3 separate regions of the Homo sapiens genome follow, and all the other regions are linked to region 3. The links are chromatin loops, found by intact Hi-C in ENCODE. Cell type or tissue: CD4-positive, alpha-beta T cell. All regions are shown on one strand. Region 1 overlaps NFKB1 (nuclear factor kappa B subunit 1). Region 2 overlaps NFKB1 (nuclear factor kappa B subunit 1). Region 3 overlaps NFKB1 (nuclear factor kappa B subunit 1).

What was found. Peaks named below come from ENCODE experiments on the same cell type or tissue, not always from the same donor. Only the 100,000 strongest peaks of a DNase experiment are listed, where the experiment ranks them.
Region 1: it touches region 3 in a loop (2.6-fold over the local background); 2 of 110 quality-filtered maps call a loop at or near these places.
Region 2: a loop joins it to region 3, with 2.2 times the contacts of the local background. A loop is called at or near these places in 2 of 110 quality-filtered maps.

What each region holds. Positions count from the first base shown.
Region 1 is chr4:102,532,243-102,540,242 of GRCh38, forward strand. It overlaps NFKB1 (nuclear factor kappa B subunit 1), which reads left to right. Exons shown (of 24, transcript NM_003998.4): 4 at 1,603-1,643; 5 at 5,616-5,714. Among named protein-coding and RNA genes, the nearest start is that of NFKB1-AS1, 34 kb to the left of the region's middle. In CD4-positive, alpha-beta T cell, no CTCF peak of the experiment used is centred here; a DNase peak (open chromatin) is centred at 3,309.
Region 2 is chr4:102,521,680-102,529,679 of GRCh38, forward strand. It overlaps NFKB1 (nuclear factor kappa B subunit 1), which reads left to right. Exons shown (of 24, transcript NM_003998.4): 2 at 3,833-3,878. The coding sequence starts at 3,840. Among named protein-coding and RNA genes, the nearest start is that of NFKB1-AS1, 23 kb to the left of the region's middle. In CD4-positive, alpha-beta T cell, no CTCF peak of the experiment used is centred here; a DNase peak (open chromatin) is centred at 3,612; H3K4me3 peaks cover 1,145 bases; H3K27ac peaks cover 2,339 bases.
Region 3 is chr4:102,594,959-102,602,958 of GRCh38, forward strand. It overlaps NFKB1 (nuclear factor kappa B subunit 1), which reads left to right. Exons shown (of 24, transcript NM_003998.4): 13 at 1-23; 14 at 1,180-1,374; 15 at 2,562-2,703; 16 at 5,937-6,051. LOC105377347 (a long non-coding RNA gene) reads right to left here. Exons shown (of 2, transcript XR_007058205.1): 2 at 7,557-7,976. Among named protein-coding and RNA genes, the nearest start is that of NFKB1-AS1, 96 kb to the left of the region's middle. RefSeq lists an enhancer at 5,673-6,872. In CD4-positive, alpha-beta T cell, no CTCF peak of the experiment used is centred here; DNase peaks (open chromatin) are centred at 3,633 and 4,203; H3K27ac peaks cover 2,231 bases.

The DNA of each region.
Region 1 (8,000 bases), 63 kb before region 3:
AATTTCTTGAATAATAACAGGAAGTAATTATACCCTTGTTTTCTCCAGTTCTCTAGCCTTATCCTGATTTATCATAATATTGAAAAGATAAAAATAAATTCTCTGGCCGGGTGAGGTGGCTCACGCCTGTAATCCCAGCACTTTGGGAGGCCAAGGCAGGTAGATCACGAGCTCAGGAGTTCAAGACCAGCCTGGCCAAGATGGTGAAACCCCGTCTCTACTAAAAAAATACAAAAATTAGCTGGGCATGGTGGTAGGCGCCTGTAATTCCAGCTCCTCTGGAGGCTGAGGCAGAGAATTGCTTGAACCCAGGAAGCAGAGATTGTGGTGAGCCGAGATTGTGCCATGGCACTCCAGCCTGGGTGACAGAGTGAGACTCTGTCTCAAAAAAAAATAAAAAAAATTTTGAGAAAATTCTCTTTTGTGTTATAGTTTATTTTTAATTTCAACCTGAAGGTTTATCTCCTTACAAATTTATTTAAAATAAGAGGTCTTGAGCTTCTTTCTGAGAGAAAATGAAGATTAAAATGGACATACAAGCATTCTCCTAAAATATTTTTAGCACCAAACATCTTAATTTACATTCAAATAAATGAGAACCACCATATGCCTTTATTTATTGCAAAGCTATGGATTATTGTACTATTGACATAAAAATCAGCTGGGAAGCTTAAGGACTTTTTCATATTGAACAGTTTGTACTTATGTTGTCAGAGATTCTGATTTTCCTTTGAATTTTCAAGTCAGATACCATTAGGGTATGGATTAAGCCTCTAGTTTTCTTTGCGTTTTTACAATAACTAATTTGCATGTACCTATCTTCAATTAAATTATTTTCAGTATTTTATAAAATGCCTGAGATGTTTTAGAACACAGTTTATATGATAGCACAATATTCAAAATTGCTTATAAACATCAAAAGTTATGGATTAATATGAAAATTTTACCATGTCTGATAGACCAGATTACATTGGGAGTGTCGGGGAGGAAAGGGGAAACAAACTAACCAGTTAAGGAATGAAGGCAGTACTTTCCCTTCAAGTAAAGACGGGAACAGAAAACCTAGTGTAAGGAAAAAGAGATAGCCTGAGATCATTATCTGTCTATCAGACGTATACATACAGGTTGCTAGATCAGTATCTTTTAATTTCACATTAAGCACACTCTCTTTGAGGAAGGAAAGTCAGTGTCTAATGATGTGAAGGCCAAAGAAAATGTCATAGTGCCCAGAAGTGGTTGCTGCTTTTAATTGGTATTTGTCATTTTAAAATGCTTTGTTAGGAGACAAGATTATGAAGGCTGTTGACATCAATTCTTGCCGGCCATATGCCTTTTATTGGGTTAGGAAATGTGCCATCACCTTTCAACAAACATTTACTTATTGTGGTTCGCTAAACTCGTAAAACTATTGTTAAAATAAGGGTTAATTTAATATTTCAGACAAGGAAGAGAAATTATATCCTTGTGGAATTTTAACCAAAAATTGATTTGAAATTTCTACATAAAAACATAATTTCAGTTTTTTACTTGCTTTACGTTTTATACCAAATTTGAGAAGCCTCACAGTTTCTTTTGGTTTCTGTTTGTTGTTTTTGTTTTTAGCAGATGGCCCATACCTTCAAATATTAGAGCAACCTAAACAGGTAAGATTAAAGGGGTGGGACTTTAAATGTTAGATTCCAGTGTCTAATATTGAGATCATAAGCACTGAAGAATAGTAAATGAGTTCTATGAAGGAAGTAGTTTATCTGAAAGATCAACAACCTGACAAATTATGTAACAGCTTTATTCATTCACTTTACATTTCTCTTACTCATTGTTCACACTGTCCTGAGCCTCAGTATGTAGTTCTGTAAAACTGCAGTTAATTACAGTATTAGAATTACAGTTAATTACAGTATTCTGCTGTCTCTACCAGCTTAACTTACCAGCCACTCCCAGGAAAGGCAGAGGTGATTTCCATTCATTTTCATTTATAAGGAAATACGTATGCATACAGTTCACATGCACTGAGCGATATCCATCTATTATCCTTGCACATGTAGTACCTCTTAGCCTTCCTCCTTCCTTTGGTAGCCCCAGCCTTTTCTGTGCTGCCTTTGGAACATGTAACCTAACATACTGAAAGTACCAGTGGGAAGTAAAATGTTAGAATGAACTATTGAATTCTCTTCCCTCTGGTGTCAGCCTCTTTGGAGTCAGGAGAGGAACATTTTTTCAGGTGCTTCCCCTTACCACTAGAGTCTGTAGAGAATAGCTCAGAACTGAAATGGCCTCCTCACTGTATCCAACTCTGTGGATATTTATAGGAAATTGGATGGGACCAATGCTGTGAAAGAGAAAGAAAGGCAATCTTTAATGTCTGCCTATAGGAGGTTTCAGTTATTAGGGAATGGAAATAATGGTGTAGTTCCCCACAGAATGAGGACAGTCAGTAAATCTTTGGATGGATAAACTAATCACATTTGTGTGTGACTGAGGATATGGATACCTGTCCTCTTGCAGCTGTATTACCCAATACATTTTCTAAGTATTCTTTTCATTAGCTCAGGTGAGTGAAACACTTTTGCATTTTGTAACATTTAACACATGCTAACTAGGTCACAAGCTTAAATAAAGCATCCACTGCGTTGTGGTTTCCAGAATCGTGACATTATATATGTGTTATATTTGGTCAGCATTTGATATAAATGTCTTAATGATTGCTGAACAGGCTATCCTTATAAGGTTGAAATTAGATGAAAGTTTTTGCTGTGGGGGCAAGAATGCCACATGAAACTTTGGGGCATGGTTCTAGTTCTTGCAGGTGTCACATCCTGACTCCTCAGGTTGCCAGTAACACTCCATTGCTCTACCTCCATGTTCAACTCTTTTAAGCAGTTATTTCTCAGAGAAGGTCATCAATTCCCAGTGAAATTTTATCCCTTAAAGTTCTGTGGGCTCTGGCATCCTGGAAAATTTCCCAGCTTTTAAGATCTAGGTAGTCTATGAAACAGAAATCAACTGAAATTTGTCTGCATATGCCAAAGTATTTTTTCCAATATCATTTTCATAAGCATAGCACTACAATAAGAATTTTTAAATGTAATTCCTTATTATGGATCCAACAGTTATAAGGAAAAATTGGCATTTATGATTTACCTGAAGGGTTAATGTAGTTCCAAAATTCAAAATTTAATTCATATAAAAGCTTATGTGAGTAAAACAATGTGTTTACCAAAGTGATGCTATTTTGATATCTGAATTCAGTGAAAGTAAGAAGGTTGTATTCAAGTCAGACTTTCTGACTGAATGGATGTAGCCTTGCCTTTGAGGTTGATGACTCATTTTAAGCAAATGGAGTTACTGAGATGAGTGAATGTGGATTAAAGGCAAAATTTTGATCTCAGAAATTTAGAATCAGAAATGCATCCAGACAATGCATTTGACGACATCTTCCTGAAAACAGTTGTAAATTTTCATCCTCAGATTAAAAACTTCTGAGGATTTAGATACTCGTATGTAACCATGAAAAATATCTATTAAGTATTGTCTATTTGACACCACTCCCAATAAGATATAAACACATACGTGTCTATATTTTTCCAACTGTCCCAAAGGAATTTTGTGATTAAAGATAATGAATTGTGTGTGTGTGGTTTTGGGGTTTTTTTTGTTTTTTTTTTTTAAGTTAGAAAAAGATTCTTTTTTCTTTGGGACCTCTTAGCCACAGATTTTCCCCAGCTCTGACGGAGATGAGTCATAGCATAGACTACTAATTTTTAGAACATCCAGTTCTGTTGCATATTAATCAGTGTTAATTAACTAATACTGTTCAAAAACTCAAGTTGTGTTTAAATTAGCAGTCAAGTAAATCTCTATTCTTATGGTTAGCTAATTCTGCAGGCTATTATACATGTGTTGTTTTTTTCATGGTTTTAGAAATTTCATTTAATTATTTAAAAAACCAACAGTGTTTGCTTACAAAAGGCATAGGGCTGAAATTGTAAATTATTTTTAAATATGAATTGTGTGAGAATCAAAACAAAGGAATTACCTCTGAAACTTCATCTCCAAAGGCTTCCCTTGTGTTTAGATCTGGAATCTCCCAAGGAATTGTTTTAGGTCTCACTGTGATGAGTTGATCATAAACTTTAGACATTTGTGTGCATTAAGGAAATTTCCCAGACCGGGGAATTTACTTTAGGCCTTACTTATCTGGTAAATGTGTTTGAGGACTGATCTTTGGAAATCAGGAAGTTTTTGGATAATATAGGAACAGTTCCAGATGCTTCCCAGAGATTTAAATCAGTTCAAGGCACCTGGACTGCTCAGAGACTGCAAGACCCTACTTGGCATAATGAAATGTAGTATAGTCTAAGTAGTGCATACGTTTTACATTTGTTCATGAGCTCAAAGCTGTCAAAATCTGCATGTTTGCTGGGGTTCCACAATTTAATGAGTAAGGGAGTGAACCCCCACCAGCAGCTAGTGGGTGTGATGAGCTGATGGGCAGATGATCTAGTGCTGTATATGCAGAGTTGGTCCCACAATAGAAACAAAAGGTGAGAATGTTCCTTAAAAAATCTTAACGTATTTTCTTTTCACCAAAAAGTGAATCTGTAAAAAGAAAATCATCTGCTTAAGCGACTATGTGGTTATAAACTACTAACACTACCACAAATTGATTGACATCATTATAAAGTTGAATCAGGAAATACAGCGAAACCTCCCTTAATATGATGATGAGGTCATAATTATCCTTGTTTTATTCTTTGTATACAAATATGAATAAGTTAACTTTATAAATCATAAAAAGTTAGAACTGGAGTAGACCTTAAAGATGGTCTGGTATAATCTTCCCTTTTGTACAAATGAAAAAATATGACACTTCTTAGGTGTTTATCAGCCCACAGTAGTTTATATAGTGAAGGCTTCCAGCTAACTTCATTAATTAACTATATCTATAAAATTTCTGGGTTAGATAGTATTTAAGGGAACTACCTAGTTTTGGAATCATTCTGGTAGGTTAATATTCAATCTTGAGCTTGACCATATTAATAATCATAAAAACAAAAATCTTATCCTCTGAAATGCTGAGAGAAGCTTAACAGATGCAGGGTCTAGCACAGGGTGTGTTCTACAACGCTGAAACAGTATATCTAAATAAACATGTCTGTAGTCCCTGCTGAACCAGCTGTAATCAGAGTAGATAAAGGAATGTCTTTAAGTAAGAGTCAAGGAAGCATAACTTTTATTAATATGGTACAGTTCAGAGCTTGGCAGCAGCAATTTAAGACAAGGAAGCTCTGACTAGAACAAGCCGTAACATGTTAAGTCTAAAGCCTAAACTCTTCAGCAGATTACTCTCCACACATGCATAGCATGAGAGGTTCCATGGGCTTAGGTACCTGGCTTTTTAGCCATATCTTAGTGTACAAATATCAATTAATACCATTTTTCGTAGTAAGATTACGGGAAAAGTGATTCTTGTTTACGGAGCCCTCTTTCACAGTTTCATGTTTTTCTTCTCTCATTTAGTAGACATAAGATTTAAAAATTTGTATGTACCTTTGTTGCCGTAATTTTTAATAAGTATTTCTCAAACTTAATTGGCTTAACGTTCACCTTTGCAGAGAGGATTTCGTTTCCGTTATGTATGTGAAGGCCCATCCCATGGTGGACTACCTGGTGCCTCTAGTGAAAAGAACAAGAAGTCTTACCCTCAGGTCAAAGTAAGTTTGTGGTAGCTCTCCTTCTATTTGAATTCTGGAAATTTTGATTTCCTACGATTTCCAAGGAATTGCTTTAAATGAGTACGGGTTGCCTTCGCTCCTAAGCTGAAGTGTTCACATGATTATTAAAATTTTTAAATAGAAATTTGTCTCCTAGCAATAGAAGTGACAGATACTAAAACTTTGTTAACATTTCAATTTAGTAGAAATGTCTTCAGCATTAGCTAACAAACTTACTATTTCTTGATCATCTTAAATATTTTTAAAAATTGGATACTTCCTGAAACTTTAGTAAGTCTTTGAAAGAAATGGTTGATTTTGACTCTTTGGAGATTTAGTGAAAAACCAAACAAGTGACTGAGTGTATGGATTATATAGTATATTATTTAAGATTATGAATTTGGATCCAGACTTTGTTATTAGCTGTGTAGCTTTGAATAGGTTTAACCAATACTTCTAAACTTCAGTCTCTTAATGTATAAAATACAAAAATATTAATAGTATATACTTCATAAGGTCCTTTAGAGATTAAATGAGAAAATGTGTACATGTTCCATAGAGAGCCTGAAAGTACCCTAGGGCCTTGGCCTGAGCAGATGTGTGGCCCTCTTGGAATGAACTGCTACGTGACATGCTGGTGGTGTATTTGGTCATACCTTTTACCATGTTCAGGCTGTTTGTTTATTTGAGAATATTTTTCTTTAAGTTAATATGAGACTTTTAATTTCATAATATGCTATGTTTCATAGACTGACTGATGATAAACATAGACTGGTAATCATTTTGCAGATAAACGCAGTCAACAATTGTAATTTAGTTTTTTATAAAAGTTATTATTTAGTCAGTAATTCAAGGCTTGGACAAAATAGTTCTCACTATGTGTGTGTGCCCCTCAGGGTGTAACATACTTTTGGACTCAGTCTTTTTATTGGTTTGTTTTTGTAAGTAGATGAAGCTCAGTAGAGCAGGCCCTCAGCAAAGTTGTGATGTAAAGAAATCTGGCCGGGCTCGTTGACTCATGTCTGTAATCCCAGCACTTTGGGAGGCCGAGGCTAGCAGATCACAAGGTCAGGAGTTCGAGACCAGCCTGGCCAATATGGTGAAACCCCATCTCTACTAAAAATACAAAAATTAGCTGGGTGTGGTGGTGTACACCTGTAGTCCCAGCTAGTCAGGAGGCTGAGGCACAAGAATCGCTTGAACCTGGGAAGCGGAGGTTGCAGTGAGCCGAGACTGTGCCACTGGACTCCATCCTGGACAACAGAGCGAGACTCTGTCTCAAAAAAAAAAAAAAAAAAAAAGAAAGAAATCAGTCTTTGGTTTTGCCAGCCTTGCATTTTGTTTCTTCCTTTTCCTCTTATCCATCTTCTAGGCCCAGGCCTGTTAAATTTCTTATCCTTATTCCCAAACAAAAGACAAAATGTTGTGACGTCGTTCTTTACCTTTCAAGTGAAACTCACCCATTATTTAGTATGGGTACTACTAGTCATAGTTGCATTTTAAGTCTCTTAGCTCCAATTGTGGAATGAAAGATGTTTTTTCTATTAAAGGTAATTAGGCGGGTAAATATGATGGCTTAAGTCCACAGAAGCAGACCACGGTCTTATGGCCTCACATCCTTTAGAACCTTGATGAGGAATGAGGAGCAGCAATAAAGAACTAATTTGCACTTATTAAACACCAAAGACTTGCCAAGTGGTTTGTATAACATTATCTCTTTTAATCTCTTAGAAATCTCAGTAGGTAAAAAGTGCAATGCCTGTGAACCCAAACAGACTCAGAGAATGGAATTATAATAACTGGCCTTTCTCACAAGACTAGTGGCTCTATATCCTGCAGCAGGCTATTGCTCACCGAACCTCTCAGATATAATGTGTGCATTTGGGGTACTGGGGGCAGGGAGATAAGGGACAAATTATGGGCAGACAATGGTGTAAAAAGGCATGGTGAATGATAACTCTTGAAAACAAGGGAGAGAGAGGCTCACTGGTCAATGGGTACTCAGGTATTGGGGAAGCCAGGCCCAGCACTTACCTTTTTAACACATGTGTCTGTGTGTCACATGTATAAATATTGTGCCTTTATGTATGTGTATATTTGTGAGAAGGGGATTGAAAGACACATGTTATCAGCATTGACACTGACTATAATGACTGAAGAATTAACTTTAAGCGAAAAACTGGGAGTTTTTTCTGACTGGCTTGGCACAAAAAATATAAATTATGGTATTTTGTTTACTTCTATTGCTCTAGTATTTTGTGACTAAGTAACAATTCTTGATACTAA
Region 2 (8,000 bases), 73 kb before region 3:
TCCTTAATGGCTCAATTCTGTGGCTTTCAAGTTAATCCACTCAGTCCTACAGCCTTCACCAAGAAGCTCATGTGCTACACTTTGGTGTTAGTGGGGGCATTGTCACACAGGTTCAGAAAATAACCCATTAGGCATTTTATAGAACTCATCACATGTTCAGAACTAAGCTAGTTGTAACATTATGTTTTTCATGTGAAAAAACACAAGCAATTCACTGGCTATTTTATTTGTTGCTAGCTAGCTATACTTTCTATTTCTTTTTCCATGGTGTGAAAATCTTCCTAGAAACCTCACTACTGGGAAAAGAGATGCAGAGATTAGTCCCATCTTCTCCCCTGGAAATTTACTATCGCCCTTTTGGCTTCAAGGTCCTTCCTCAAAAGCAAAGAATTGAACAAGGGAAAGTGAGGGGAAGGGCTGGGGGAACAGGGAGGTAGAAGGGGTTTTCCCTGGTCTTTTCTAATCCTTTAGTTCCAGACGCTTAGTTGGTATTTCAACATTTTAGAAATAAAACCTGCTTTTATAATTAATGCAAATATTACTTAGTGATTCATCCTTTCCAAATGATTCTTGGTTTCTTTTGACATTTCATTTTTAAATTGTGAATTAACATTGACATCACCATAGCGTTACTGTTACCTCAGCTCTTTACAGTGAACTGTATTGCAAAGGCTATAAAAGTTCAAATTTTAACTATCACCCACGTGAGCCTTGGACTGCTGTTAGGCTTTTGAAACTGTGATCCTTTGGCAAGAATTGGTGTATAAATCATGGGGAGGATATTGAAGGGGAAGATCATGTTTAATTTGGCAGTTGGGTGCCTGCAATTGACAGATTTTCATTAAGGTTTTAGCTATAGTAGTGATCATGCATCAGTTCTAATAAAGTAGGTTTCGTTTGAATTTTAAAAATTAGAGTGAGGACTGCTTTATGTTAACTGTTTACATTCAGAAGTCTGGAAAACCATCCACAGGTTTAAATGTATATAATCAGTATAATTAACACATCAACAGCCTCACCTCTGTTTTTGAGGACCATAGGCTAATATTATTTATGAAGGTTCAGGAGATCAGTCTAGATCGACAGAAAGCTTAAGGGCAAAGATGGTTTTAATATTTTTCTTGGAAGTTTGAGCTTCTGTGGTATTCTAAGGATAGGGATTTTGACATTGATTGTTCTAGCTGGTATTCAGTACTGTATTTAAGTGTAATGTTTTTACTAGTATTCTTCTTATAACTGAAAACTATGCTAATGATTCTTTACTATAGATATATACTCATAAATACGTGTAAAAATCCAAGTTTACCAAAAAATATTAAGACTTAGGGGATATGTTCTTTGAATAGGCATTTATTTGCTAATTAACATATTCTAATCTCAACAAGGTTATATTCTTTTCAAAAATCCATTCCATCAAAATCTGTCATTTTTACAGATGAAGAAACAAAGGCCACAGTGAGTTTAGTTAATATCCAAGATCACACAGCCAGCATGATAGAACTCTTAAATTTCAAGCGACTTACCCTCTTTACTCTATCAGGTCAAATTTCCCTTTTTTAACTGCTTGTCTTAATTGAGATTTGTTTAATTGTGGCTGTCTGTATATCTTCAATCAATACTTTCTTGTTTTAGACAAATGTTTCCCTGCAAATCTGCATGAACTTCATGTTCTGAAGGACTCAGAGCTGCCCTTTCCTTTTTGTTAAAGTTGTACACTGCTCTGCATCCCCCTAGAATGCTCATCAGCTTTCTCACTCTTCCTCACTCACACAGTGCTCCAGCAGGAGAGGATTTCTTTGAAAATCAGATTCTTTTTTGGAGGGCTTTGTGCTTATTGGAGTGTTATGTGATATATTCATTACGGTGAGGGCTAAACTCTTTGAACAAAGAGACCTGACAGTGCATTTGGGTTAAAGAACAAAGTTTATTTCTTTCTCTCATCACCACCAGCATGAGCAGCCTGGATGGTCAGAGCAGATCTGTCTCATGGCATTGTTCAGGGATCCTCATTCCTTCCCTCTCATTTATCTGCCATCCCCTAGGCTATTAATCATCATGTTTTTGGTAGAAGCCAGGTCTTCTCCATGTCTGAGTTTTTATGGAGGAAGCATGTCAAGGGCCTTAAGCCCAGACCTGGAAGTGGTATGCAAGAGTTCTGACATTGCACTGGTGAGCATTTGGTCAGATGGCCATCTCTAACTCCAACGAAGTGTAGGGTATACACTAGGTAAGCAGTCACATTTCCAGCTACAATACTAATTCTATGGAAAAGGAGACAACATATTTTGATGGGTAGCTGACATTCTCATCTGCAGTCCTAAGTACTCATGACTGCTAGATAGACTTTATGAAAAAAAAAAAGAAAAATAACCCCAGGAATTAATATTTACCCTCAGCCTTGTGTTTCTTTAATTTTCTCATTTTTCATGTCACATATCTAAAATTTGATCTAAATAAATTTAAATAAAATTAACCTTTATTTGAATAATAATAAGGACATTTCTCAAGGAAGTAAATCTCAAATGATATGTGATTTTAGATACTATCTTTATCTGACCATGTGGTTCCTTGCTTCTATCAGGGAGGGCCTCTGGGTAATAGAAGATTGCTAGGGCCTGCAGTATATTAATGTTTAGCTGGAGTTGATTAAATCTGAGACCTATAGCCTTGATAATAAGGACTTTTATTTTTGTATTTTTATTGCACTTTTAATATTACAGAGTTTCTGTACCAGCTTGACAACAGCAGAAACATGGCTTGCTTCTGTGGAACACGCTAGAGCAGCAGTCCCCAACCTTTTTGGCATCAGGGACCAGTTTCGTGGAAGACAGCGTTTCCACAGACTGGGGGCTGGGGGTGATTTTGTGATGATTCAAGCACATTACATATATTGTGCACTTTATTTCTATTATTATTAACATTGTAATATGTAATTAAATAATTATACAACTCACCATAATGTAGAATCAGTAGGAGACCTGAGCTGCTTTTCCCACAACTAGACAGTCCCATCTGGGAGTGACGGGAGACAGTGACCCATCTGGAGACAGTGACAGTGATCATCAGGCGTTAGATTCTCATAAGGAGCGGGCAATCTAGATCCCTTGCATGCACAGTTCACAATAGGGTTTATGCTCCTATGAGAATCTAATGCCACTGCTGATCTGACAGGACACGGAGCTCAGGCAGTAATGCAAGCGATGGGGAGCAGCTGTATATACAGATGAAGCTTGGCTGGCTTGCCTACTGCTCACCTCTTTTTGTGCTGCGTTATCCATAGCCCAGGGTTTGGGGACGCCTGCACTAGAGGACAGAGCCTGGTACACTATAGCAGTCCTCCCCTTGTGTTATGCAGAGTACTGATCAGTCCCTTTTGAGCTTCTCAACCTTGTATAAAACTTTGAGACAGTTCTGGGACCATCACAAGGTTTATGAAGGGTTAGAAAACAATACACTTAAGGAACTAAGACTGTAAATCGTTGAAGTTCAGAGGGCGATAAAAAGAAATGGCTTCTAAGAATCCCAGTATGTATGATTTTTTATACAAAGCATAAAGATGATTTGTACCAAACTCAGGACACTGTGGCGAGCTTAACACGAGGGTATTGAATCATACGTAAGTGGTAATTCCTAGATTATGCAATCTCCTTGCTGTTAGATTTAGATACCAAAGAGGAACTACATCATGTCCTCCTCCTATGGTCTTCAAAAAAGGATTATATTTGGTCTTACTGGTATAATACAGTTTATTCCTGCATGAATTCCATGGTGATAGAATTTTTAAAGTTCATTCTAGTGTTACAGTTTTGTTTTGTTTTGTTTTAATACACAGCTTCAGAATGGCAGAAGATGATCCATATTTGGGAAGGCCTGAACAAGTAAGTGTCATAATCTCACTGATAACTTTATTTAAATATATTCATATTTCAAAAATATGCAAAGGCAACATTAGTAAGTTAGCATTAGGAAAATTCTAAAATTAGTAAATTTTTTTTTAATTTCAGTTTCTCTGTCCTTTCATGTGAAGTTGGAGAGGATATGTCATGTGAAATGAGTAACTTACACCCGCTTTCACACATATTGTTGCACAAAAATTGTATATGCTACAGGATAGCTATTGTATTAGCTTTCTAGAGCTACCATAACAGATCACCACAAACCTGATGGCTTAAAACAACAAAATACATTATTTCACAGTTCTGGGGGCTAGAAGTATGAAATCAAGGTGTTGGCAGGGTTGGTTCCTTCTGGAGGCTCTCAGGAAGAATCTGTTCCATGCCTCTCCCCTAGCTTCTGGTTGGTTGCTGGGAATCCTTGGCTTGTAGCTTTATCGCTCCAATCTCTTCCTCCATTGTCACGTGCGCTTCTTCCCGGCGTGTCTCTACTGTGTCTCTAAACCTAAATCTCCTCTTTTTTTCTTCCAAAGGCATCATTGGATTTAGGGTACACCCTTATCCAATATGACTTCATCTTAATTTGTTTATATCTGCGAAGACCCTATTTCCAAATAAAGTCACATTCACAGGTACCGGGGATTAGGAGTTAAAGGTGTCTTTTTGGGAGGGAACACAGTTTAACCCACTACAGCCCCTTGACATATTTATTTAATGTGTACACATGGATGTAGAGAGTGGAATGACAGACCATGGAGATTCAGAAAGGTGAGGGATGGGAGGGCAGTGGGATGGGGGTGGATGATAAGAAGTTACTTAATGGGTACAATGTATGTTATTTGAGTGTTGGATACCCTAAAAACCCTGTTTTGACTACTATACAATCTATGCATGTAACAAAATTGCACTTGTACCCCATCAATTTATACCAAAAAAAAATTTTATTTAAAACTCATCTAGTAAGGAGACAGATTGTTGTAGTGAAAAGATCTTTGAACTCAGAATTTGAAGATCTTTATATAAGTACTGACTACTACAGATCAGCTCCTCAGACTTGAAGAATCACTTAGTCCCCGTAATCCTCACTTTTCTCATTTGTAAAATAGAAATGCTAGCACCACACTAACAGGGATGAGTCAAAAATATTCAATGAATGTGCTTTGTAAGCATAAAACTGTTCCTATCATTATATTAGTAGTTATGAAAGGATAGCAGTGTCCTTTTTTCTTTTTCTCCTATATTTTATTTTGAAAAATGTTGGAAAAAATAAATAGAAATGTTGGAATAATCTAACAAATCTACATTGGTTCTTAAAACCGACATTTTCGCTTTTCTCTTTGCTCTCTTTTTCGTGTGTGTGTGTGTGTGTATATATGTATATATGTATATGTATATACATAATCATTTGGAAGCAATTTTCAGACTCTGGAGCAATTATAATGGCAATATTAAATTATTTATGTAATGATTCCAAGAAGTATTTAAAACATGGAGATTTGTTCATTCATCAGCTATTTATTGAGGTATTACTACGTGCCAGAACATTGGCTTAGTGGGGAAAAAATAAGTGATATATACACTCTAATTTCAGGAACCTACTATTTTAATAGGAAGAACAGAGACATTGTTTTCATATGGTGATATATGCTGTAGTAGTAGTCTGCGCAGAGCGGGATAGAAATGTTAATAAGCAGCATCACTAGGTGCTACCTTGGAGGAAGAGCAGAGTTACGGAGGACTTTCCGAAGGAAGTCTTCGTAAGCTGTGTTTTGAAAGATGTAGTTTGCTAGACTAGAAAAGGTGAAGGAACACTAGGTGCCAGGATAGCCTGGTCACATTTAAATTTTAGTGGAAATCATTTAAAATAGTGGATTTCTGAAATTACACGTGCAAAGAATCAGCCAGAAAAATAAAAACAGAAGTGGAATATGTTTTAAAGGCTCTGGTATCATTTCTATAAATAAAATGGACATATATAGCATTTATCACTTCGGGTGATATTCTGATTGATTTAGAAAGAATGACTGCATTGCTTTTCACATTAAGATGCTCCTTTCTAATTTTATTTTTAAAATGGTGATTTAGGATAAATCTAGGAACATTTTCTTTTATTGCAGCAAAGACATTTGGCTAATTGTATTATCAAAACCGTTTGTTTTACCTTTCGCTTTTATTGTGCTTTCTCTAACAATTAAGGGCGAACTAACCAGCATGAGGATTGTGTCTGCTTGATTTTAAACCATCCTTTCCTGTCTGTACACAGGAAATCTTATCAACAAGAGATGATTCTTTATGCCACAGAAGAGTAAAATCTGCTGAAAACATTCATTTTGAAAGTTTTTCTTATGTGGGCATCTTTGCGATCATCAGTAACAGGGGTGGGGCATATTCTGACATTTCCATTTTTGAGGCAAGCGGTCTTGAAGTTTTTTTCTTTCTTGGCTTGAGCTTGGTGGTTTATATTTCCTAAAGTTTGCATGTCCTCAGTGTTTTAGTGGAGTCTGGAATTTGCTCTCCACCCTGACCTAATAAACAATGCAAGCTGCAGCACAACACAACTTCTCTCTTAGTCTGAAGTGAAGAGTATATCTCTCTCCTAAGGTGAGCCCTTTTGCCCACTCGCCAGTCATTTAGCCACCACAGGAAAGAGTTTTCCTGCTAGGTTATCACGTTTGCTCTGAGACTGTTAAAATCCTGTATGAAATGAGGCCCATTTTTGCAGAACATGGTTTTTCATTCCTGTATTTCCTTTTCAGCAAACAATGAATAGCATCAGTGAGCTTTTAATCTTATAAGCATTGAAGTGAAGCGCATTCTTTGTTCCTCAGTTGAAAATTTGCATCCCTCAAATGGATCTGAAGTACTGTTTATTTAAACGAGATTTTTCTTACTCTTAATTTAACTAGGCATACGAAGATCTTCAGTACCCCAGAACTTTCAATAATTTACTACTAAGGGCAGGAGACAAACTGTAATACTGGCTACTAAAAGAAACGAAAAGCTAGTTCAGCACACTTACTAGTCTCTCATAAAAAGTAAAATATGGCTGGTTTCCATGCTGTCCACAGACATTTCAAACATATAACTTCTTTAGGCTAAAATAAATAGCAAGCTCAGAAATACAGTTTTAAAGTCCTAAATGAGCCAGCGGTTACAATGTTTTTTGATAAGTAATGAATAGTAATTTATTAAGATAAAATGTACTTTCTTCAAAATATTCTGCATGCCCACTCTGTTGCTGCCCTAACACATTACCACATACTTGGGGCTTAAAACAACACAAATTTATACTTCTGAGTCAGGAGCTCAGAAATCTAGAATCAAGGTGTTGGCAGGGCTGCTTTCCTTCTTGCAGCTCTCATCTCTTTGCCTTTTGAGCTTCTAGTGGCTGCCTGCTTTCCCTGTGCACCCTCTCATCACTCCAGCCTCTTGCTTCCTTTGTCATACTTCCTACTATTCAGTGTGATTTCCTGAACCCCTCTCATCAGGCCCACCTGGACAATTCAAGACACTCTCTTCATCTTATTATCATTACCTTAATGACATACGTAAATTTCCTTTTGTCATATAAGGTAGCACTCACAGTTTCTGAGGATTAGGATGCAGACATGTTTAGGGGGTCGTTATTCAGCTTAACACACCCACTAGATTCCAGGTATTTTGTGTTATGCTAGGAAACTGAAGGTAAAAGAAATGAGTGAGCTCAGTGCTTAGTTGTCTACTCCTTGTACTGTCAGTTATATTTTCAGTTATTCTGTAAATAGTCCCAGAGGTGCTCTCTAGCATTCTTTCAGGCCTTGACATTGGATAGCTAGATGAGGGGTATATTTACCACCATAGAGGAAATACTGATTTCTAGGATTATATTATTTTGTTTATACTTCTAAGAGAGTACAAGCTTCAAATCATTCATTCAACAACTATTTAAGTATCTGTTCTGTGATAAGCATGTACTTGGCCCTGAAGATATACCAGTAAGCAAGCTAGACCAGGTCCCTGCCTCTGGGGACTTTATAGCCAAGTTATGCTTCTCAAATCCCTTTGTTACGTAAACGTTGTCCAACCCTATGTAAAGTTTTGTACACATGAGAACTACCTAGGTCTCAT
Region 3 (8,000 bases):
ATCTAATGCTGGGATGAAGCATGGTAAGTAATGCTTTGTTCTTAATACCAAGAAAGGAAAAAAATAATTAATGCTAAAAAGGGTTTTTAAAATCATTACTTATCACAACAGTATTATCATCTTGACAAATAATTGATGAATGCAAATAAACTAAGAAGATACTTTTCCCAAAAGATATTATTTCCTGTGGCTAGTATAAACTCTATTACTTTTATATATTTTATATATTTACTTTGTAAGTGGCATGAACAGAGGAAAGAAAAGAGCATTGAAAAGAGACAACAGAGACCTGACTATTCAAATATTTTAAACATCATCAAACTTAATGTATTCTGTCTCTTTTTTTCTCAAATAGTACACTTCTGAAATCATTTTGAGTTTTATAGGATCGGTCTTTTCCCATCAAGTCATCCCCTGAGAAGCTGCAGTTAAACCACATGTTGATAGTTTATATTACAGGTCCATTCTAGTGTACCCATGGAAGAAATAATACTATAAAGAAGTCTTCCCATTTATTGAATACCTATTTTTGTGCCAAGTGCTTTTACATGTTTTAACTGTTATCTTCATGACTGCTCTATATGGAAAATAGTAACTCCATTTTGCACACAAAAGGCATCAAAGTTCAGAAATGTTCGTACTCACTGAAGGCACACAGAAGTTAGTGGCAGAACAAGAATTTGAAGCAGGTCTCCTGCAGAAAAGCTAGATGCTCTCATAGTATCTGTCAGATAACATAGTTGAACCTGAAAGAGGGTGATCAGGAATGGTACACTGGATAACTCCCACACTAAAGAATGTGAGTCGACAACACGTCTTTATGATTTGCTTTGTTCATTAGCATTAGGAAAAAACTGCTCTGTTTTCAAGAACTTTAAAAATTCAGCTTTCCTGCAATTCATAGAAGAGCTTTATTTCATTTTTCTCCTTTACAAATAAGCAAAATGAGATTTAAGATTTTAGAAGTATACTAAAAATGATTTTTAGAAATGAGTTTAGAATATCTCCAAAACATGGTATTTATGATATGACCATTTTTAAAAGAATTTTAAATTATTATTTTTCTTTTCCTTTTGCAGCAAACTTGTCTCTTACCTTTATCTGACCTACATTGGAATAGCGAATTATCACTAAATACATTTTACTGAGAAAAATCTGATGTTTTTGCATTTATCTTAGGAACCATGGACACTGAATCTAAAAAGGACCCTGAAGGTTGTGACAAAAGTGATGACAAAAACACTGTAAACCTCTTTGGGAAAGTTATTGAAACCACAGAGCAAGATCAGGAGCCCAGCGAGGCCACCGTTGGGAATGGTGAGGTCACTCTAACGTATGCAACAGGAACAAAAGAAGAGAGTGCTGGAGTTCAGGGTAAGTGAGCACACAAATTACGTTCTGTTGGTTGGCTGGGGAGGGGTCAGTCCTAGGTGCAGAAAGATATCTGCTAATCTAAAGATGATATATCAATATCTAGTTTAGTGTACTCTTCAAAGTTCTGTATGCCTTTGGAAAAGCATATGTCAGATCATTTTATTCACACTGGGATTTCCATTTTTGCTCTGTTATCTTTGAATGTAAAGGACAGAAATTTATATGTACATTCTCCAGTCATAATCATGCAGTTTTAGGGTATTGTGAGAGATAATCAACTTCTTTTCTGGCACAGATAAATAGAGAAGTATTTCCACAAGCTTAATAGTCACCCTGTCTAGATTCTGGCTTAACCGTCATACTGAAATAGAACTTTGCCTTAAAATAGGAACTTTTCTTTTTATCTTGTGCCCTCTTTGAAGAAGTAGGATTAGGAGAAAATGTACTTTTGCGTTTACTGTGAACCAATACTTATTAGCATATGTGTCATGATTCTAGGTCATCCTAGATCGTACTAAGAAGACGTCTATAAAAGCAAAGGTAGTAAATATTTAGAGTTGGTGGCCACATGTGGTGTCTATCACATATGCTTTTTTTTTACACCCCTTTAAAAATGTATAAGCCATGATTAGCTAGGGAGCTATATGAAAAGCAGGCCATAAACAGGTTTTGGCCCAAAGGTCACAAATGCCATTCCCTGACCTTAATGGAACAAACTTTACAAAAACGTGAGTGGCTCATTGAACGTCTCTGTTTATGGCAGAGATGTGTGTTTTTTCACACATTGCCTAACAAGCTAATTGTTAGAGATTCCAATGAAGGATTATTTCACCAAGATATTGGTGATTTAAAATCATGGTAAAATCTAACATTGTTTGGAGATTGTTTTCCTTAAAATAACAGATAATGGTCGTTCCCTTAAAATAATACATTTCTAAACTTTTTTCCTCTAACAAATCATACACAGATTCTTTAAGATCAATCTCTAACTATATTTGTCAGTGACCCAGTGTCCAATTCTGCTTTTTCTAGTCCACACAATCCAAAAGCATTGAAAGAACATTTTCAACTAAAATGATATGTCAAGGTGTCAGAACACTGATGCTGGTCAGTTTGTCCTTAAGCATGCCATACCCATAAAACAAAAGTAGGAACACTCAACTATGATTGTGGTCATTGCCTTACAGATAACCTCTTTCTAGAGAAGGCTATGCAGCTTGCAAAGAGGCATGCCAATGCCCTTTTCGACTACGCGGTGACAGGAGACGTGAAGATGCTGCTGGCCGTCCAGCGCCATCTCACTGCTGTGCAGGATGAGAATGGGGACAGGTAAGTCAGAACTTTTGCATGATAGGTTGTCCTGGGTGGGGAAGAAGAAGAGCATCGTATAATGCATACTGACTAGAGATAAAAATAATTGTTCAAATATATTGAGTCCTCTAACTGGAATGATGAAGAAAAATAATGTGTGAATAAGGTTAAGTAGCACAATTTGCTGCTCCATCCTGCTGCTGTCATCTGTTGGAATCTGTAGTAGCTGGAGGACTCATCTAAGAGTGAATCTCTCTGGGCAAGAAAACTAAGATGTGTGTAGGTAATGGTACTTTTTGAAAAGCCTTGCTTTGTTTATTGAAGTAATATTTGGAGAATTGTTAAGAGTCCTACCAAATCCCTGAAGCATTGTTATCCCAGCTGCATATTTATGACAGTGTACTCAAGAAAAAGCCCAATAAAGGCAGCAACAACAACAGAAAGATTAAGAGGGACTGGTCATTATTTCCCAGTTACTGGTTTCTTCTCTGCTCCCTCTTCTGATGGTCATCAGTCTATGACTGTTTCAGACTTTTGTGACTGCTCCAGCCCATATGTGGGAGTGGAACATTCCAAACACCATGCCTTCCATTCTTGCTATTACTGAGATTGTATTTGCAAAGCCACCTGGCTTCTTTCTAAAACAGTTCTCTTAGTCCTTTCATTGAGACTTCTAAAATGATCTCAAAAGCCTATAAAAATAACAAGAGACAGCAGCCTTCACATTCAAGTCAAGTGCCTTATCTAAAACCTTCCTAAAATAGCATCAACATAGAGAAATCCTTTTCTGTGGAAGAGCTCTTGAGTGCTGTGTTTTAGACTTCAGTTTAAAAATTAAACCAAGCACTTTAGGAAAGTAACAACCTCAGGGTTTCAAGCAGAGACACCTTTGTTCTCATTCCTTGCAACGTAACCAAGGATGTGGTATAACCACTGGCCTTGTTATACAGTATGAGAGGAACCAGTACAACCTTCTTGGTATAAAGCCATGAACAGCAGAATTCTTTTTCAGGGTTAAATAATCCAGTTAGCATTCAGTAGCATACAACCACAAGAAAAAGCAGTTAACCAAGACAGTACAGCAGTGTTTCAAGTGGCATTTCCAGGGACCTGTTAAATTGATAAGTCTAAGAAGATGAGCACATACAGGTTAGAAAGGAAGTGCTGATATCTGAAGGGAGGATTGTTGGAAGGGATACAAGGCGAGGCACATGCAAGTTCCCTCCTAAGACCCAAGCACACTCACACAAGCCGGCTCTCAGAGAGGCCACAGATTTGGGACTTGGAGAGACCAGAGGATCCTCATAAGAGCATAGGTATAGGGCAGCTTTTGGCCATCACAGCCCAAGTCTCTTGTTTTAATTCAGCTCGTCATATTTGGCTAATAGTTTAAATCCTGTGGCCATTAGTCATCATAGAAAATATAATAAAGAAAAATATATAAAACTTCTGCTATTGGGGAAATTCCCATAAGGGTGTGAGGATTTGAGGGGGAGGGGGAATGTACTTCTGCTATGAAATGCTGAGCGGCACATGGAAATTTTCGAGCAGTTTTAGAAGTATGACCTTTTTCTTGGTGTATGTGCATCATGTCTATGTCAGAGTTTAGGCCCTTTTCAGAAGTCTTCTTCCAGTATCACATTTCAAGAAGCAATAGTGAAACCCTGAGATCATCCGTTTTAAAATATTTCTCAAGTAGCAAAATCACAATTTAGTTTTTTAGGCTCTTCTGTGCCGGAGTTAATCCCAAGTACGATATACTTGCTATTGCTAAGGAAGAGGCTTGAGTAAAGTGGCACCTGATAGCTTATTTTAGAGAAGATCCAGCCTGTACCTCGTGTCCCAGATGTAGTGCTGCTGCGAGATGCTTTAGTGTGCTCTGCACCTCAATCTGTCCATGCTCTGGAGTGGTCATCTTCTTAGACATTCATCTGAATGTCTTTAGAACAGTGCACATGTATCCCCTATGCAGGATTGCTTAAGGGATTAAGAGATGGCTTTGGAGTAAGACAGGCCTGGGCTTGAATCCCAGCTTCACCACGTATTGGCCTTGACTGAGTTATATGACGCCTGCAAGTCTCAGTTTCATTAGCTGAAAAGTGAAGATAATATTACCTAACTCATAGGATTATTGTTATAGTAAAAAGACAATATATATCAAATGCTTAGCATAGTCTGGTAAATCAAAGCTCCCAACAAATAGTAGCCACTGGTAAAATGATTGTTATTGTTATTGTTTTGAATTTTAATAGTATGTTTTTTAATAATTAAAAGAATTACGCTCCTGTGAGTGACTTTGACACCACCAGTATGTTCAGCCTCATTAGCGTAAGCTCTTAAGTTCCTTCTATCATTCTTATTTTTGTGCCTCTACTGCATGCTAGGGTTGTAAGGCTGACTCAGACAGAACCTGCCCCAGAGATGACAGGACAGAGAACGAGAAAAATGTGTAGAAAACTGCAGTTGCATAACCAAGCAGTAAATTTGAGAGGGACAACTTGCTCCACCTAGGAGGTTAGGAAAGTATTCTCTGAGGATGTCAGGTTTGAACTGGAATATAAAGGATGGAGTAGGCATTGTTCAGGCAGAAGAAAGGAGCAAAAACATTCCAGGCAGAGGGAATATTTGCTGGAATGTTTGCAGGAGTGGTGGGAAATACAATCACTTTGTTTCTTCACAAGTTTACTGCAAGAATTTTCTTCCAGTAGTTAAAAGCTTCACTCCATTCTCCACTCTTGGGATCTGGAAAGATCTTTAAAAAACCACCACACTGTATTTTGGAGGAGGGCAGCAGGGCTAAGTGAGGTAACTAAGTTTTTCTGAACAATTCCTAGTGCCAGGCATTCATTTTACATAGAATCTGTGTGTCAGGAAAAGTCAGGGGGAAAGGTAGAGAAGAAAACCGCCCAAAGCCATGGTATAGAGGCAGGATTGGGATTTAAGCTTAGGTCTTTCTGGGCTGGAAGCCTCAGTGTGTTTATACATCAAGGGGTCAAGACCTGAATGCTCCCAGAGGCCAGGAAGGTACCACAAATAACGTAGCAGCCTTGGGTAGGCAGTTGGGAGGGACCAGTCCTCTGGAGACAGCATCCCACCTCAGATTCAATGCATTTTATAGATTCAAAACATTTTAGGGCCAAATAAAACTAGGTATGAGAGCAGATTCCATTCTTGAGTCTAATCACATCTTGGGAATCTTTTCTTTTTCATTAACATTTTAGTTAATTATTGCCACTGTGTTTTCATTCCAGTGTCTTACACTTAGCAATCATCCACCTTCATTCTCAACTTGTGAGGGATCTACTAGAAGTCACATCTGGTTTGATTTCTGATGACATTATCAACATGAGAAATGATCTGTACCAGGTAAGCAGAAATCTCAAGAAAACAACTGAAGAAAAATCTGTAGTTTACTTTTTCTTCTGTTATGTTTGGGTGCATGTTATTTTTAGTAATGTTAACAGTAGCAAAAACAAAAACAAACCTTTGTAGGTAATATCTAAAATCCCATTAGTTGAGAATGTTACTTTATGATGTAGGATCCTTTGATCTGTGGGTATAACAGCCATCAAGCCACAATGAAATTCAGCATCCCGCTGGGGGAAGGCAAACTTTAAACTTTAGAAATCAAACAGTTTTTTCATTTAAGAGGGAGAAACTAAAGTAAAAATGTCACATCTGTCAAGAAAAATAAAGTTAAAAAAAGTTTGAAAAGCCAGTAATTTATAATAATTTTGAAGTCTACTGAAACATACCTTGACAACATCCAGATTAAATGTATATCAAATGAAGCATTCTGAAATCACCACACAGAAAGGTTAAAAGTTTGCTTGAGGAGGAAAAGGTGTCTTTCAAAAGCAGAAAGACAGCTCCAAGTGAGGAAAAGTGGGAACACCAGAGTTTTGCCCAAATCAGGTTTTCTTAGGAATTAATTAGGTGGGCTGAAAATACAAGTTGAGGAACTGTTTTTTCCAGAGGTCTTCCAACACTGCAAAGGGAGAGTTAGCTGGAGACACAGCGAGGCCCTTTGATGGGCATATGCAGAATTCAGGGAGAGGCAAGGAGCCTGGGAGCCACTTCGGCAGAAGCAGAGCTTGGACGTTGGTGATGGGAGCCCAGTGACCCCAGCCAGCCTTTCTGGCTGAGCGACTGCACTGGCATGAAACCAAGATGGGGTTCGGCTCCTGAGGTTTCCTCCTTCCTGCCCCTGATTGCTTTTCCCACCTCACTGTCTTTCCCCTACTCCCACCAGTCTGCTGTATGGGGCTCCTGCCCTTGCCCACTTCTTACCTTTCCATTTGTCTCCTTCCCTTCATCGACCCGAAGCATCTTCCTCATCCTCCTTGGAGAGATGGTTTGCTGGTTCACGTGTATCTCTCACTCCAAAACTATGGCCAAAATCCTGTGTAATTATTTACTTAGTAAAGATATTTGTTCCTGCTCTCTCAGTTTTTATAGCAGTGATGTGAATCATTTCTATTTCCTCACTTTAAAGGAAAATGCTTTTATTATTTTAAAGAAAATTAATTAAAACTTCATTTTCTTTAAAGGAAATTAAAATATCTATTTTCTTATTTTTATTTCCATTCTTTAAAATGTGCTTTAGGCTGGGTGCGGTGGCTCACACCTATAATCCCAGCACTTTGGGAGGCCGAGGCAGGCGGATCATGAGATCAGGAGATCGAGATCATCCTGGCTAACATGGTGAAACCCCGTCTCTACTAGAAATACAAAAAAAAAAAAAAAATTAGCCAGGCATGGTGGCAGGCGCCTGTAGTCCCAGCTACTCGGGAGGCTGAGGCAGGAGAATGGTGTGAACCTGGAGGCTGAGCTTGCAATGAGGCGAGATCGCGCCACTGCACTCCAGCCTGGGTGACAGAGTGACGCTCTGTCTCAAAAAAAAAAAAAAAAGTGTGCTTTAAAGTGCATTTAAAGCAAAACTACTAAAACGTTTACATGTGGCTCTTAATAGTTTTTACCTGTGACTAGGTAAAAATTAATAGGTTTCCTGATAGGGGAAAATGACCATTTTTCATTCAATATAAGTCACCATTAGGCTTCTTCACTGGCTCTTGTGCTTCTTGTCAAAGGAAAAGTAAAGTTAGTGACTCTTCACTGCCTGTTAATATAAAATAACTAGTATGAAGTGTGATTGTAGATTTACATTTAAAGGATGTCTTCTTGAAACTTTCATACCGTTTTGGGGTCATTGGTATCCGTAAGGTCATTTTGCCTGTAAAGCTTGATTCTCGCAGACTTTTGGCTGATTGTTCCTTGTAGTCATCACAAATCTATGAATAAAACCAGGAATGGGA